2 separate regions of the Homo sapiens genome follow, and region 1 is linked to region 2. Evidence: chromatin loops called from intact Hi-C (ENCODE). Cell type or tissue: Caco-2. All regions are shown on one strand.

What was found. Hi-C counts contacts between places; a loop is a spot of excess contacts. Peaks named below come from ENCODE experiments on the same cell type or tissue, not always from the same donor. Only the 100,000 strongest peaks of a DNase experiment are listed, where the experiment ranks them.
Region 1: it touches region 2 in a loop (2.7-fold over the local background); 2 of 110 quality-filtered maps call a loop at or near these places.

The regions. Positions count from the first base shown.
Region 1 is chr4:183,245,877-183,253,876 of GRCh38, forward strand. It overlaps WWC2 (WW and C2 domain containing 2), which reads left to right. Exons shown (of 23, transcript NM_024949.6): 7 at 2,838-2,984; 8 at 4,044-4,117; 9 at 7,881-8,000. Among named protein-coding and RNA genes, the nearest start is that of WWC2-AS1, 9.2 kb to the left of the region's middle. In Caco-2, a CTCF peak has its summit at 4,162 (motif pointing left); no DNase peak of the experiment used is centred here.
Region 2 is chr4:183,150,975-183,158,974 of GRCh38, forward strand. The region is part of intron 1 of WWC2 (WW and C2 domain containing 2); the gene reads left to right. Among named protein-coding and RNA genes, the nearest start is that of WWC2, 56 kb to the left of the region's middle. In Caco-2, no CTCF peak of the experiment used is centred here; DNase peaks (open chromatin) are centred at 2,757, 3,917 and 4,307; H3K4me3 peaks cover 883 bases.

The DNA of each region.
Region 1 (8,000 bases), 95 kb after region 2:
GTAAGCAGAATTCTCAGCCCAGGATACACAAGGGATATATCATTTGCCATCAGTAAGTAGAAGGCTTGCCTTTTGGGGATGAGGCTATGTGAGGAGCTTAGAAAAGTTTTCCGACCCAGTTGATTCTGGGGTGCCAGCTAAGGGTGGGGCGGGGAGTGCTGACCCAGCTGGGGGATGCCTATACAGTTACCCTAGCAAAGCTGCCAATGGCCATAGATCCCCTTACTAAACCTGTTCACTTCTCAGCCTGTGGGTCTTAACTCCCAGTGATCCAGCATCATGTGTAGAAAACACAAAATAGCCGTTAAGTGATCAGTATTCTCAGTATCTATACTATCAAATACAGTCAAGTTTTTTTTTAAGGGTGTCTCTCTTCCTCTCCTTCCCTCCATCCCAAACACTAAGAATTCTTATTTCGTATATTTGGAGTTCTTACTTAGCTGAGGGATAATTTAGTCCGCATCTATGGGAAAATGTTAGAGTCACTGATGATGTTTACATTCTCAATAGAACATCTACATTTAAATACCATATTTAACTACTTGATGTTGGTTTTCAAAATATTAGTTGAATATAGATAAATATTCTTGGATCCATATAATTTTGCATTACTTGCAAGAAGAATATAAAATAATATAGAAAAGACAAAATAATAATAGCATGTAATTGTAAATACTGACTTTGTGCCAGACATTCTTCTAACTGCCTTGCATATAAATAATTCCCTTGATCCTCACAACAGCCACTAAAGGTAGGCACTGTTATTATTCTCAGCTTACAGACGAGGAAATTTCAGCACAGAAAAATTAAAGTTTCTTAAAGTCATACAGCTGGTAAGTAGCAAGACTATGGTTCAAACCCAGGCAGTCTGGGTTAACGTGGTTTTAACATACATATAACACATGCAAGACTTTACTTGTGTGTATTTTGGTTTTGTTCCACAATTGTCTTGCTGATTAAGTCAGTCATTCCAGAAATGCATGTAGTAGGTCCTTTAAAAAAAAAAGTTAATAGAACTGGAGCAAATCTACATTGGAACCTTCTAATTCAACAATTTTAGGTCATCTTTCATTCTTCCTATAAACTTTGGATTCATCTGCAGGCCTGATTAAATTAAAAGATTAGATCCCTTTTCAGTTACTAAATTACATTAATTAGTAGATGCAGAGATTGACAATAGAGTTAGAAGAAACTTTAGATATCTTCTGTGACTTTCAAACCTCTTTGACCACAGTAAGAAATAGATTTTACATCAAAACCCAGTAACACACAATTGTGTGTACCTATAGATACACAGGTGTGCATGCACGCGCACACACACACATACACACTCCAAATGAATTTCACAGAAATATGCCTACTCTTAAACTGGTGATGTACTCTGATTTTATTTTCTAGTATCTTCTATTTCATTTAAAAAAATACTAGTAACAACCTACTAAATTGATAGAATGCATTGCCATCACAGATGAGTTTGAAGAACACTGACTTTTTTTCACTGTATAGATGGAAAAATAGAAAAGACTTGCACAAGGTCACTAAAAGGTTTTTTTGTTCTTTTCTATATTATTTGATGTGACCATTTAAGTTTTATCCTCATATATATATACTATATATACTATTTATACTATATATACACTATACTATATATATACTATATATACTATATATATACTGTATATACTATATATGCTCTATATACTATATACTATATATATGCTATATATGCTATATATACTATATATACTATATACTATATATACTATATATACTATATACTATATATACTATATATTATATGTACTATATTCTATATACTATATATACTATATGTACTATATATACTATATACTACATATATACTATATATACTACATAATATATATATAATATATATACTATATATATATTATATATATAGTATATAGTATATATATCCCTTTGAGAGAAAATAGAGAAAGTTAGGTAAAAAATTTCAGATCTCTGATATTTCTAATTCCTCCTAATCATGAAAATTTTAAATATCAGGATTAAATACAGGCTCTTTTGTTGATAATAATGGTTTCTTATCATTTTATTAGGATTACCCTAGGGTTTCCTTTTTATTGTTTTAAGTAATTCAGATTAGTCTTTCCTTTTCAATACTTTCACTTGTTCATATCCTCCCTCTAAAGTAAACACAGTTTATTAAACCTGAGTGCCCACAGCAGGCACATTTGCTTTTGATTATTCTCTTTACCAAGCCAAACATGTCACCACAGGCAGTGCCATGCAGTAGACACACAGATGGGCTTGTTCCATGCCTGTGCCACTCATTAGCAACTTCTGAGCCTCAGTTTCCTAATCCCTAACATTGATGTGAGCTAAATAATCTCTTGGGTCCTGTCCAGATGTACAATGGCTTAATTGAAGAAGTCTTCAAAGTAGGAAGTTCTTTTACTGTATCTAAAATGAGAGATTATGTTATAGATATTCTGTTTCCACAATTTCAGCTGCATGAAGTGAGTGGGTTCCTATTGAAATAGAGATAACTTCTTAATGAAATTTTTAGAAATAAGACATGCATGTATTTTAAAGATACCGTTCATAGGAAAATGCTGTTTTGAGATAGATAAGACAACTGGTTTAATATGATCTCGCTTCCAAAGTCACATGTATGGAGGTGCAAAATTATATCCTGCTGTTATTTTTTCAATTATATAAAATGGTAAGTACCTACTAAAATAAAGTTGTTTTTTTCCATTGAGATTAGCTCTTTCCTTTTAATTTCACCTGGTAGGGAAGGTTTGCTGTCTTACTTGTTAAGCTTTATGAAACACTTTGTGTTTTCTGAACAGAGTCTTGCTAAGCTGCAGGAGCGGTTTCATTTGGATCAGAACATTGGCAGATCTGAGCCAGATTTGAGATGTAGTCCTGTGAACTCTCATTTATGTCTCTCCAGACAGACCCTTGATGCTGGGTCACAAACAAGCATTTCCGGAGATGTAAGTTATCTGTGCTGAAGAGTTGGCCCAGTGTTGTCCTTGATGGGCCTTAATTGCAATATGGATGGTGAACTGGAACCAGAAGTATATGTGACTTGGATTCTGGCTGTGTGCATTCAGTGTTCCATTTTCGTAAGATTAGTTTTAAAAATCATAGCCTTATCTTTTCTATCTAGGTGCCAAGTATGTCAGGATTTGTCCATATGAGTAGCTTTGTTCAAACTTTCTCATGCTATATTCCTTTAGAGACACGCTGAAAGGCTAGAGGCATATGAGAATTTAACTTTTTCCTATTACGTTTAGAGTCTTGGAAATGTAGGTCCTTTCAAATAAACATTAGGCCAATGAGAAACAGAAAAACATGCCTTTTAAGACTAATAAGAAAACTTGTTTTTGTAAATCTTAATTGATTATATTAAAATGTTTAATTTGTGATTTATATCTGCCATTTAAATATTTAATGTGGCTTGGCTATTGTTAACTATTTTACCTTCTCCATTTTGGGATGCCATTAGCAGGTATTTACTTCTCAATACATTCCCATTTCTTTTCATATTCTTTTATGCTGCTTTGAAATATGTGCTGTGAAAGTAAAACAGGTAGAGATCAACAGTAGGGCTTACCTGTTTGAAAATTAATTTTTGAACTTATTTAGTTTATATTTTGTACAGTTGAAAGCTAAATGCTAGAAATTAGGCTCATAAAGGCAAAAAAATTAGTTCCAGTTCATAAATTTTATTGACCTGTACACCCTTCATAAACTCTGAGATACCAGACACATTTACCTTGGTATTTACAGTATCAGGATATTTTTTATCTTGAATTTAACGTGTAGAGAAAATAATGTTAGAGTCTTTGAAAAACAGATGAGCTTGAATTGAAAGAAATGTTTTGCCCCTACTGAGACAATAAAATAAGTGTCTTTTAAAATTGGTGTTTCCCGATTTCAGTACCATCTTCTTTAACTTTTCAATTACACATACTTCCCAGAAACAAAAGCAATTTACTTCATTCATTAGCAGAGTTAATTGACTTTTTTCCTTTTTCTTTTTCCACTAGATTGGAGTAAGAAGTAGATCAAATTTAGCTGAAAAGGTCAGGCTAAGCCTACAGTATGAAGAAGCCAAAAGAAGGTAATGACAGAGAAGCTGTTTTGTGCATGGCTCAAACATTTTCTTTTCCAGAATTAATCTTTACTCCTGTGGTGACATCTGCTGGGCACTCCCCATACATTCTTACCAAGGCCACCCTTCGGTTTTAGCATGTCAGGGCTGCTTCCTCTCTGGTCTACCTTTTCTTCCCCCCGCCCTCCACCCCCCAACCACCAAAAGCTAAAGAACAGGGAGAATTAGTGAGAAGTATACAAATGAACTTGCCCCCTTCTCCTCTGAGAAAAAAGAAGCTTTGAGTTGGTACAATACTTAACTCTCAATTAAAAGTGAGAAGATTGGTTGCTTTGATGGAAATATGATACAGTGGTTCAGGTATAGGACTAAATAGCTGTTGAGGAGTTCTAAGGCAAATAAGTATTGATTTATTTGCCTTTGATTTGAAGGGAAGTCTTACTGCTAATGTCCTTGAAGGTGCTGAGGTGGCAGTTCCAGTCGACTTAGGTTAGGGAAAAGGAAGAGAGATTCTCATTTCTCTCTTTTACCTCATAAACTCTTCTTAATCCCTGTGCTATCTTTTACTTACTTTGTGATTCTGCTGGAGTGAGACATAAGAAACTTCCGTCTCAACAACAACAACAAAAAAGAGATTTCACTATCCGTATCTAGTAGATAGACTCAAATACTTTTCATAATATAGAACTCCTTATTATGAGGGAAAGGATTATACTGATACATTTGATTTCATTATTTTCCTCATAAGAGCTTTAAAATGCCATTGGGTTATTATTTAGGAGGACATTGGGAGAAACTGCATTATCGTCCTGCAAGAAACAGGAATTTATCATGTTTCTCCCCATGACCATGAAAAGCTCAGCTGAGAACCAGATATTGAAGTATATTCCTTATTATTGGTGATGATGATAACTTAAAAGCAATTGGCCGTAGTCCTTAGAGGTTATCAGGCTTTAACAAAGTAAAATAAATACAATATTCACCTCTATGTAACCTGTATTCTTAATATTACTTGGTTCCTCACTTCCTGAAAGAAACCTAAGCTTCATTCCACAAATTATTAACCATGTGAGCTTGAACAAGTCACTTAGGCGATCTGAACAGCAATTTACTCAGCTAATTTTAATGCCTTTAAATTTTCTCTGGGAGATTCTAAATTTCTTCAGGTTAGGGAAAAATGTTTAGGCTTTATTATCTCCTTCTCAGTGCCCAGATTAGTGCCTTCCCTTCAATAAGTATTGAGGATCAACTTCTGGTTTTGTGGCCCGGCAATGTGCCAGCTTTCGGTAGATAGTGCCTGTGGTCCCCTTGTTGTGTGTCCACCTGGGCAGGGCTGTGGACAAAGCCATGAATTTGGTCTGCTTTTCTGAAAGAGAATGGCCATTACTCAGAAGCAGTCTTGGAGAACTGGGCCTTAAGCCCCTGCATTCTTTCGGGCTTGACTCTTGCTTCCCATGGATCAGCTTCAACTTTCACCCTCCTTTGACTTCTAAGTGAATTTTATCTGGAGCTCACATCACATTTCTCTTCCTAGGTGCTTCTAAAACTCTTCTTCATATTCTGCTCCCCAAATTTGGAACACTCCTTCTAAAATAAAATTTAAGACCTGCCTAATGTCTGATGACACAAATAATAAACGGGCGCCTCTTTTTCCTGTATTATGTTATTGTTCCTGGTTCAGTTGGTTAATTCAGTCACATCAAAACTTCAGACATTGGTTCTTTCCCACTTGGTTGCATTGGCGTGCCATTTGGGGTTTTGTTTTAAAGTTACTAGTGATGCTGATGAGAAAGTAAATCTCAAGCGCTTATGCATATGTTGAAAATGCTTTTTCCTCCTCAATTCTGATTAAGTAAAGAGGCAGGTTGTGTTTCTCTGAAATCTGTTTTCTCCTCCAGCCCTTATTTTATGTGCTTAATGAAGCTAATAATATCATGCTTATTTCGCATTTTGATGATTAATTTTCTAGTATGTTGAGACAGTTGTTTATGATTTTGTGGTTAAAGCTGAAGAATAGCTGATGTTACTTAAATCTATCATAAGTGCAGATGGGGGGAGAAAATCAGAAGTACACTGCATACACCGTGCCACTCTAACATGCAATTTTATTTTTAATTAGAACAAGAAACTTATGGCACAAAGGTATAGATCTACTTCCATCTTTGCTCTTGATTATGTTTTTCATTCACCTTTTCTCTTCCCTTCTACAAGTTCTCCCATGAAAATGGGAAAGTATTTCTTTTCTGTTTTTCGTATTTTGGTGTGTACTGTTAACAATATCCAAAGTAATCATCCAACGTTTTTCTGTAGAAACATAGATTCCTTGTGCAGACATCAGTGGAGTTCATAGTTCACTGAGATCTTGTCGTTATGGTCGAAAGAACCATGTGCCGCTTACCTTATGAACAGTCCTCATTGTCTTTACAGTGCCACGTAGCAAGTTATTTGACTCAGGTGGTTAGGACATTCGTACTGAGTCGGGGGTAATGTTAACTCTACCATGTGTTACGAAGCTCTAGACATAAGAGAAATCTGGGGTCAGGCAAAATTATGGAAACAGTGAGGTTTGCCTTTGGTGCATTTTCCTCCTCCTTCTCCTGTCCCTGTCCACATCACTTCAGCACCTGTTGTCACTCCAGTGGTGTCATGCCAGCTGCCTGTACTAGTGAAGGTCCACCGTATGCTGCCTGCAAATAGCTGTGTACAGAGCAACCACAGGGCTAGCACAATAATGTATAAAGTGTCAGTGCAATGACTGCTCAGTAAATGGCTTGTACACCAGTCGGGGCACTGATGGGGAGGAGACTCACATGCAGCTTAAGGAGAATGTGAACGGGAGAAGGCCAAGCCCTGCCCCTTCTCTTTGGCAATGGGGGAGCCTTGATGGATCAACCCCTGACTCCCTCCCAGGGTCTTGCTCTGTCACCCAGGCAGGAGTGCAGTGGCGCAGTTATGGCTCACTGTGGCCTCAAACTCCTGGGCTCAAGTGATCTCACCTTAGCCTCCCAAGGAGCAGGGACCACAGGCACACACATCACCACACCTGGCTAATTTTTAAAATCTTTAAAATATTTTTGGTAGAGACAGGGTCTCGCTATGTTGCCCAGGCTGGTCTCGAACTCATGGCCTCACATGATCGTGCTGCTTGTCCTCCCAAAGTGTCAGATTACAGGCATGAGCCACTGCACCTGGCCCAACTGCTTTCATACCAGTTGGCCACACCACTGCTCTCTTTGCTGCTCTCTCCTTCCCTGACTTACTAATGCCCTAGTCTCTGTCCAGCCTGCCCTGGGGTTCCCATTTTACTAGCGGACAGCATCTAAAACACATTGGAATAAAATGTATAGTGATGGCATCTCAGACATCATTCACCTCAGTTTTTTTAAAGGGAACCCCCCAGGCATCTTTCCTGTCACCTACACAGGCAGTCACACGTCAGAGCTGGCCTCTCGTGGCGCCCAGAGCACTCAGCTTTTGAAGCCTCTGTGTACTTGGCCTTCACCCTTTTGTCAGGTAGCTGGGTATGCTCACTCACATTTTAAAGATGGGGGAAAGAAGTGGGTGACAGCTGAGTGCAGAGACAGGCCCAGAGACTGGTGTGCAAGGCTGCTGCTCCCACTCCGGCCTCTCACCAGTAGACCACACCTCTTTCTGGTAAGGTCAAGTTAGGAAAATCTGGACAGCATGTCAACACCAAATTTGGCTTAGGCTGTGTTTACCTTTCTCAGGAGTTTTAAGTATGTGCATACCTCTTCTATCTTTTTTTTTTTAGTATGGCCAACTTAAAAATTGAACTGTCAAAATTGGACAGTGAGGCCTGGCCTGGGGCACTGGATATTGAGAAGGAAAAACTGATGCTGATTAATGAAAAAGAAGAACTTTTGAAAGAGCT
Region 2 (8,000 bases):
TGTGAATAGTGCCACAATAAACATACGTGTGCATGTGTCTTTATATTAGCATGATTTATAATTCCTTGGGTATATACCCAGTAATGAGATTGCTGGGTCAAATGGTATTTCTAGTTCTAGATCCTTGAGGAATCACTACACTGTCTTCCACAATGGTTGAACGAATTTATACTCCCACCAACAGTGTAAAAGCATTCCTATTTCTCCACATCCTCTCCAGCACCTGTTGTTTCCTGACTTTTTAATGATCGCTGTTCTAACTGGTGTGAGATGGTATCTCATTGTGGTTTTGATTTGCATTTCTCTGATGGCCAGTGATGATGAGCATTTTTTCATGTGTCCTTTGGCTGCATAAATGTCTTCTTTTGAGAAGTATCTGTTTATATCCTTTGCCCACTTTTTGATGGGGTTGTTTGATTTTTTCTTGTAAATTTGTTTAAGTTCTTCGTAGATTCTGGATATTAGCCCTTTGTCAGATGGGTAGATTGCAAAAATTTTCTCCCATTCTGTAGGTTGCCTGTTCACTCTGATGGTAGTTTCTTTTGCTGTGCAGAAGCTCTTTAGTTTAGTTAGATCCCGTTTGTCAATTTTGGCTTTTGTTGCCATTGCTTTTGGTGTTTTAGACATGAAGTCCTTGTCCATGCCTATGTCCTGAATGGTAATGCCTAGGTTTTCTTCTAGGGTTTTTATGGTTTTAGGTCTAACATTTAAGTCTTTAATCCATCTTGAATTAATTTTTGTATAAGGTGTAAGGAAGGGATCCAGTTTCAGCTTTCTACATATGGCTAGCCAGTTTTCCCAGCACCACTTATTAAATAGGGAATCCTTTCAACATTTCTTGTTTTTCTCAGGTTTGTCAAAGATCAGATGGTTGTAGATGTGTGGTGTTATTTCTGAGGGCTCTGTTCTATTCCATTGGTCTATATATCTGTCTTGGTACCAGTACCATGCTGAAAAACTAAACAATTTAAAAAATTACATTTTATAGTAAACACTTTATATAAGCCTCCATATACATTGGAATCTAGAATTGGGATTTGTTAACCTCAGTGTCGTAACTGAAAGTGGGTGTGGAGAAACATTGCTTGTCTCTTGGATTCTGGAAAGTATCAGTGTAGTGTGGACTTACAAATCCACAGAGACAATGTATCTGTCCTTGTTTCTCGTAAGAAAGAAAAGGATTTAACGTTTATTAAGTTCTTCCTTTGGGTCTGGTTGTTCTATGTACATTTTAAAAATATATAGCCCACCATGGTGGTTCATGCCTGTAATCCCAGCACTTTGGGAGGCTGAGGAGGGAGGATGCTTGAGCTCAGGGGTTTGAGACCAGCCTGGGTAACATAGTGAGACCCTGTCTCTACAAAAAATAAAAAAATTAGCTTGGCATGTAGATGTGTGCTTGTACTTCCAGCTACTTGGGAGGCAGAGGTGGGAGGATCACTTGAACCCAGGAGGTGGAGGTTGCAGTGAGCTGAGATTGTGCCACTGCACTCCAGCCTGGGCAACAGTGCAAGACCCTGCCTCTTAAAAAAAAGAAAAAAGGTAAAGTGAAACTTAAAAAAAAAAAAAAAACGCACACACAGGCGTTCACATGTGCATATAGTTTTGTTTTCGAGAGTTGGGGTCTTGACCGGGCATGGTGGCTCACACCTGTAATCATAGCACTTTGAGAGGCCAAGGCGGCAGATCACCTGAGTCAGAAGTTCAAGACCAGCCTGGCCAACATGGTGAAACCTGTCTTTACTAAATATACAAAAAATTAGCCAGGTGTGGTGGCGGGTGCCTGTAATCCCAGCTACTCAGGAGGCTGAGGCAGGAGAATCGCTTGAACCCAGGAGGCAGAGGTTGCAGTGAGCCAAAATTGTGCCACTGCACTCCAGCCTGGGTGACAGAGTGAGACTCTGTCTCAAAAAAAAATAAAAAATAAATAAAAATAATAGAGTTGGGTTCTTGCTCTATCAGCTAGGCTGGAATACAGTGGTGTGAACACAGCTTACTGCAGCCTTGAATCCCTGGGCTCAAGTGATCCTCCTGTCTCAGCCTCCGCAGTAGCTGGGATTATAGGTACATCACACTACACCCAGCTAATTAAAAAAATATATATAGTTTTTGTAGAGACAGAGTTTCTTTATGTTGCCTAAGCTGGTCTTGAACTCCTGGCCTCAAGCTATCCTCCTGCGTTGGCCTTCTAAAGTGCTGGCATTGCAGGTGTGAGCCACTGCACATGGTCTTATATGTTTTTATGTTTGGGACTTTTAGGCTGTTGATGTTATTTATACCCATTTAATAACTGAGTGAACCAAAGCTCAGAGAGATTAAATACCTTATCTGAGATTACAGAGTAGGAGATTCAAGTAGGGCTTCAAAGCCTAGACTTAGTCCTCTTTGCTTCACTGCCTCTCAGGTAAAGGAATGTGAAGACTGTGTCACATTCCAGATACATTTGGTAATCTGGCTGAAATGTTCTAAAGATTTAATTTGTGTTTACTTCATTTTGGTTTGAAAAGCCACTATAATTCATACGTGTAACTAAAATAGTTAAACATTTAAAATGTGTGCCATTTAAAAAATATTGTTATTAAAGAAAAATATTCATACGATACTAATGTGTTATTTTAACTAATAATTGAAATGTCAGTTTTTAGTAAACATTATTGCCCTAGAAGTAGTCTTTTTTTTTTTTTTTTTGGTAAGACATGGTTTTTCTGTCACCCAGGTTGGAGTGCAGTGGCGCAATCACGGCTCACTGCAGTCTTGATCTCCTGGGCTCAAGTGATCTTCCGACCTCAGGCTCCTGAGAAACTGGGACCACAGGTGTGTGCCATCACGCCCAGCTAATTTTGTATTTTTTATAGAGATGGGGTTTCACCATGTCCCCCAGGCTTGTCTTAAACTCCTGAGCTCAAGCAGTCACCCACCTCATCCTCCCAAAGTGCTGGGATTACAGGCATGAACCACTGTGCCTGGCCCAAACAGTCATGATTAGTGGACTTGCTCTTTTAACAGTGAATTGCTGGCTTTAAAAAGCAAAAAAAAAAAAAAAAAAAAAAAAAACCCCAAATCTAATTCATCATTTAGTTCCTTTTAAATTAGGCTGCATTTAAGGAACTGCAATTCAAATATTAAATTTCTGGGTTAATTTTTAGAAAGCATAACTTATTTGATCTTTTTAAGCACATTTGTGTTTTTGTAGTAGTTGAGTTCATTATGGACTCTGGAGACAGGCAGACTGCCTGCATTTGAATCCTGGCTCTGCCTTTCACTGGCTGTGTGATTTCAGGCAAGTTACTTAATCTTTCTGTGCCTCAGTTTCCTTATCTGTACAGTAGGGGTTATAGAAGGACCTTAAGTCAAAGGCTTATTATGAGCATCCAGCGATACCTGCTCAACATGTGTTAGTGTGATGACCTTAAGTTGTGAAAACTGTATTTGGGTTATGTGCCATTTCTGAAGGCCATGATCCCCAGGGAATATCTCGTGATGACCCTCAAGCCCTTGTCCTGAATGAGGAGGAAAAGGTCAGGCACAACCTTGTGATTTCCCCGGTGTTGGACTTCTGTGTTCACCAGCAGGATCTCCATTTCTATAACCAAATGGCTACATCTTGCATAGAGACTCTACCACTGTGTCTGAAGGTATGGCAACATTTCACAAATTTGGATTTATCTCATTATAAATTTTAATAATTTAACCGGATTAAGATGAAGCTCACTCTTCTGTCTATGGTGGCATTATTTGCTAACCTTCACCCTCTTGCAGCCATCCCCCACATTCCCCTATCTGCAGTTGTGGCGCCTAGGAGGATAGTAGATATGCCGTATAGCCAATGACAGTATGCTGCAAGCACAATGCCCACCTGTGGGTTGGGCTCAGAACCGCTCTACTGCCTAACCTGGACTCTGGCCCCTCTCTCAGACCGCAGATAACAATCCTTCAGTGCTGGTTTTGCTTTCATGCTTCTTTAAGCACTAAATTCCTTTGACACCGCCTTGCTCTCGCAGCTGCTCTGTCCCATTGTATTATAGAATAAGCACATGCTAGCGTACCTGCAAAGCAGGAGCAATAAAAACAATGAGAGGAAGGAGGGACATTGTGGGCACAAGTTAGATAATTGACATTCAAACATGAAGGAAAAAATTAGAAAAGTTAGAACTTGGTAGGGCTGTCATACTGCTTATTTATTTGCAGCAAGTTCTAATGACTTCATCTTCTGAGGAGAGAGAGAGAGAGAGAGAGAGAGAGAGAGAGAGTTAGTTGACGTGGTGAGGACAGGCTTCCTGCAGTCAGCTGGCTCCACATTTGGCTTTGAGGATCGGCAGGCAAAGTGCTAGGGGTCAGCGGAGACATAGTGGCCAGTTTTGGCAGAAGGGAGATGAGAGAAGTAGTTTGGAAAAGAAGCTGAAGACTAAATGATAGGAGGCCTTGGATATTGAGAGTAAGAAACTTGAACCTGATTCTTTATGTTATAAATATCTTTTGAAGGGTTTTGCTAAAGGAGTGTGACGTGGAAGGGGTATTTTAGAATGAAGAATCTGGAAGAGTGTTGCTGGAGAGGTTGAAAGGTAGAGTGACTGGAGGGAGGAGACGAATTTGGACAATACTATAATGGTATAGGGGTGAAAAAGGTGTCTGTGTAGAGTGCTGGTATTGGAATGAGATTATGTTAAGAGTCACTCCATTATTCTCCCTGTTAGCAGTTGGTTGGACTACATGTACTTTAAAGTCATAAGATGTACTTTAAGAAAATGTCATATACAGTAATGCTGACTTTTCACTCAGTCCTTTTCTGTACGTGAGTGCCTTATGCTAACAGAGAATCTACTCAGAGTCATTGAGCCAAGACACCCCTTAAGAAGAAATAGTAGTACCTTTTTCCGGTTCTGTCTGTCAAGGTTGGTGGTTTAAATCAGGATTTTTCAGTCTGTTTTACAGAGCCTGATTACTTCACAAGTTTATAATATTTTTCAAGTTTTCTGAATTGAGATTTTAAGATGATGTGATGATGTCACTTGTGATTTGCCAATTCCGTTGTGTTGTTTTTTTCTTTCTTTCCTTTTTTTTTTCTTTTTTGAGACGGAATCTTGCTCTGCCGCCCAGATTGGAGTACAGTGGCGTGATCTCGGCCCATTGCAACCTCCACATCCCAGGTTCAAGCTATTCTCCTGCCTCAGCCTCTTGAGTAGCTCGGATTACAGGTGCCGCTACCACACCTGGCTAATTTTTGTATTTTTAGTAGAGATGGGGTTTTGCCATGTTGGCCAGGTTGGTCTCGAACTCTTGACCTCTGGTGATCCGCCTACCTCAGCCTCCTAAAGTGTTGGGATTACAGGCGTGAGCCACCATGCCTGGCCCTTTGTTCTTTTTTTTTTTTTTTTTTTTGAGACGGAGTCCCACTCTGTTGCTCAGGCTGTAGTGCAGTGGCACAATCTCGACTGCAGCCTCCACTTCCTGGGTTCAAGTGATTCTCCTGCCTCAGCCTCCCAAGTAGCTGGGATTACAGGCATATGCCACCATGCCTGGCTAGTTTTTGTATTTTTAGTAGAAACGGGGTTTCACCATGTTGGCCAGACTGTTTTCGAACTCCTGACCTTGGGGGATCCACCTGCCTTGGCCTCCCAAAGTGCTGGGATTACAGGTGTGAGCCACCACGCCCGGCACCTTTGTTCTTCATTTATTCTCCCATCTACTCTGCAGTGACCTCACTGTTCTCAGTAAATGAATTAAGGACTTGATCAGAAAGTACACATTGGAAAGCTAAGTACAATTTATCTTTTGCTCTTTTTTCTTATTTGGAAATAATTTCATACTTACAGTATAGATGCAAAAAGAGTACAAAGAATTCTCATTTACCCTTTACCCAGATTCCTCAAATGTTAATATTTTACCATGTTGGCATTGTCATTCTCTCTCTCGCCCTCTTTCCTTCCCGCCCTTTATACACACACATACATCTCTTCCCTCGTACTCATTAATTTTTGTTCTGAACTGTGTTAGAGTAAATTGCAGATATGATACCCTTTACCCCAAAACAATAGCATTCACTTACCTGATCACACTATAATGATCTATATATTTATTCAAATTGGGCAAGATTGTCCCCTACTGTCCTTTATAGGGCCTTCTTTCCCCTGGTCCACATCCAATTCAGGCTCACCTGTTTTATGTAGTTGTGATGTCTTTTTGTTCCCCTTTAATCTGGATGATTTTCTCAGTTTTCTTTATTTTTCATAAATTTGACATTTTTGAAGAACACAGATCACTTAATTGGGTCCTCAATTCGTGTTTGTCTGATATTTAAACATTAGATTCAGGTTATGCATTTTTGGCTGAAGTACGCTGTGTCCTTCTCAACATACCATGTCAGGGGGCACATGATGATGTCTCTTGGTTCCATTCCCCGTGATACTAACTTTGGTCTCCTGTTGAGGGATGTCTGCCAGGTTTCTGGCAGTGTCCTCTAGTGGTTGTTTTACTGGGTGCTTTACAGAAATGGGAAGGGGAAAGGACTTGTGTGTCACTCAATTTTTTTTTATATATTTATTTTGAGACGGAGTCTCGCACTGTTGCCCAGGCTGGAGTGCAGTGGCGCAATCTCAGCTCACTGCAACCTCCACCTCCTGGGTTCAAGCGATTCTCTTGCCTCAGCCTCCCAAGTAGCTGGCATTACAGGTGCATGCCACCACACCCAGCTAATTTTTTGTATTTTTTAGTAAAGAAGGGGTTTCACCGTGTTAGCCAGGATGGTCTGGATCTCCTGACCTTGTGATCCGCCTCCCTCTGCCTCCCAAAGTGCTGGAATTACAGACGTGAGCCACCGCGCCCAACTGTGTCACTTAATTTTTTTTTTTTTCACTGTCTTCTGAATTTCCCCTTTTCTTCTTTTCTCTTTACCATGCAGTTTTCAAAGAAGGTCTCCTTTTCTAACTACTTTGTTTTCCCCCAAACAGTTGCCTTTCCAAGGGACTGCCTCCTAGAGTCCCAAGGTGTATTTTTAAGTTCCTTTTCTGTAGTATGCGATGATGCACCTTCCCCCCTTTCCTCCATCTCACCTTAGTATTTTCACATTTAGATGAACTTTGTCTTTTAGGGAGTGATTTTAGATCAATCTTAGGGCCACATCTAACACCCCCTTATTTCTTCCCTTCCATTTTTCTCTGTATACTCTTGTTCCTGTTAGGGCTTATAGCAGAAACTTGAGATATACAGTCAGTTCTGTTACAATGCAGCGTATGCATTCTTGAAAATCATTGTGCTATGCAAAATTGCACAATAAAAACCACAGCGCTTGTGGAAAAAATGAGGTTTGGGGTATATATTAGTTTGTAGGGCTGCCATAACAAAGTAGCACTGACTGGGTGGCTTAGACAACAGAAATGTATCTTCTCACAGTTCCAGAGGCTGAGTCTGAGACCGGGTGTAGGCAGGGTTGGTTTCTTCTGAGACCTGTCTCCTGGGCTTGCAGATGCCGTCTTCTCCTTGTGTCTTCACATGGTCTTTCCTGTCTGTGGGTCTGTGTCCTGATCTCCTTTTCTTACAAGAATGCCAGTCAGTCTAGATTAGGCCTACCTACATCATCTCATTTGACCTTAATTATGTCTTTAAGGGCCCTGTTTCCAAACACAGTCAAACCTCAGGTTATGGTGTTGAGGGTTAGGACTTGAGCACGAATTTTGGGGGACACAAGTCAGCTCATAACAAGTCACAGTGCTCAAAACGTCAATGACACATTACAAAAATACAGAAACTAGTAAAAACTGTAGCACCATTTTACCCCTGTTAAATCATTAGAAATACATAAACATTCCAGTAAACATGGCACTTTACCTCGGAAAAGATGGGAAGTTTGCTTGTGGGAGTGGGCATAGGAAGGAGACTGTAGCGTGTAATTTATTTTGAAATGATGCAGGCAGGTTTATCTTATGTCAGATGGAAAGTTAGCACCAGATGAATGGGTGTGGCTTACAATGGCTGTGGTGAGCCAGGGTGGCTGGCAGATGCTC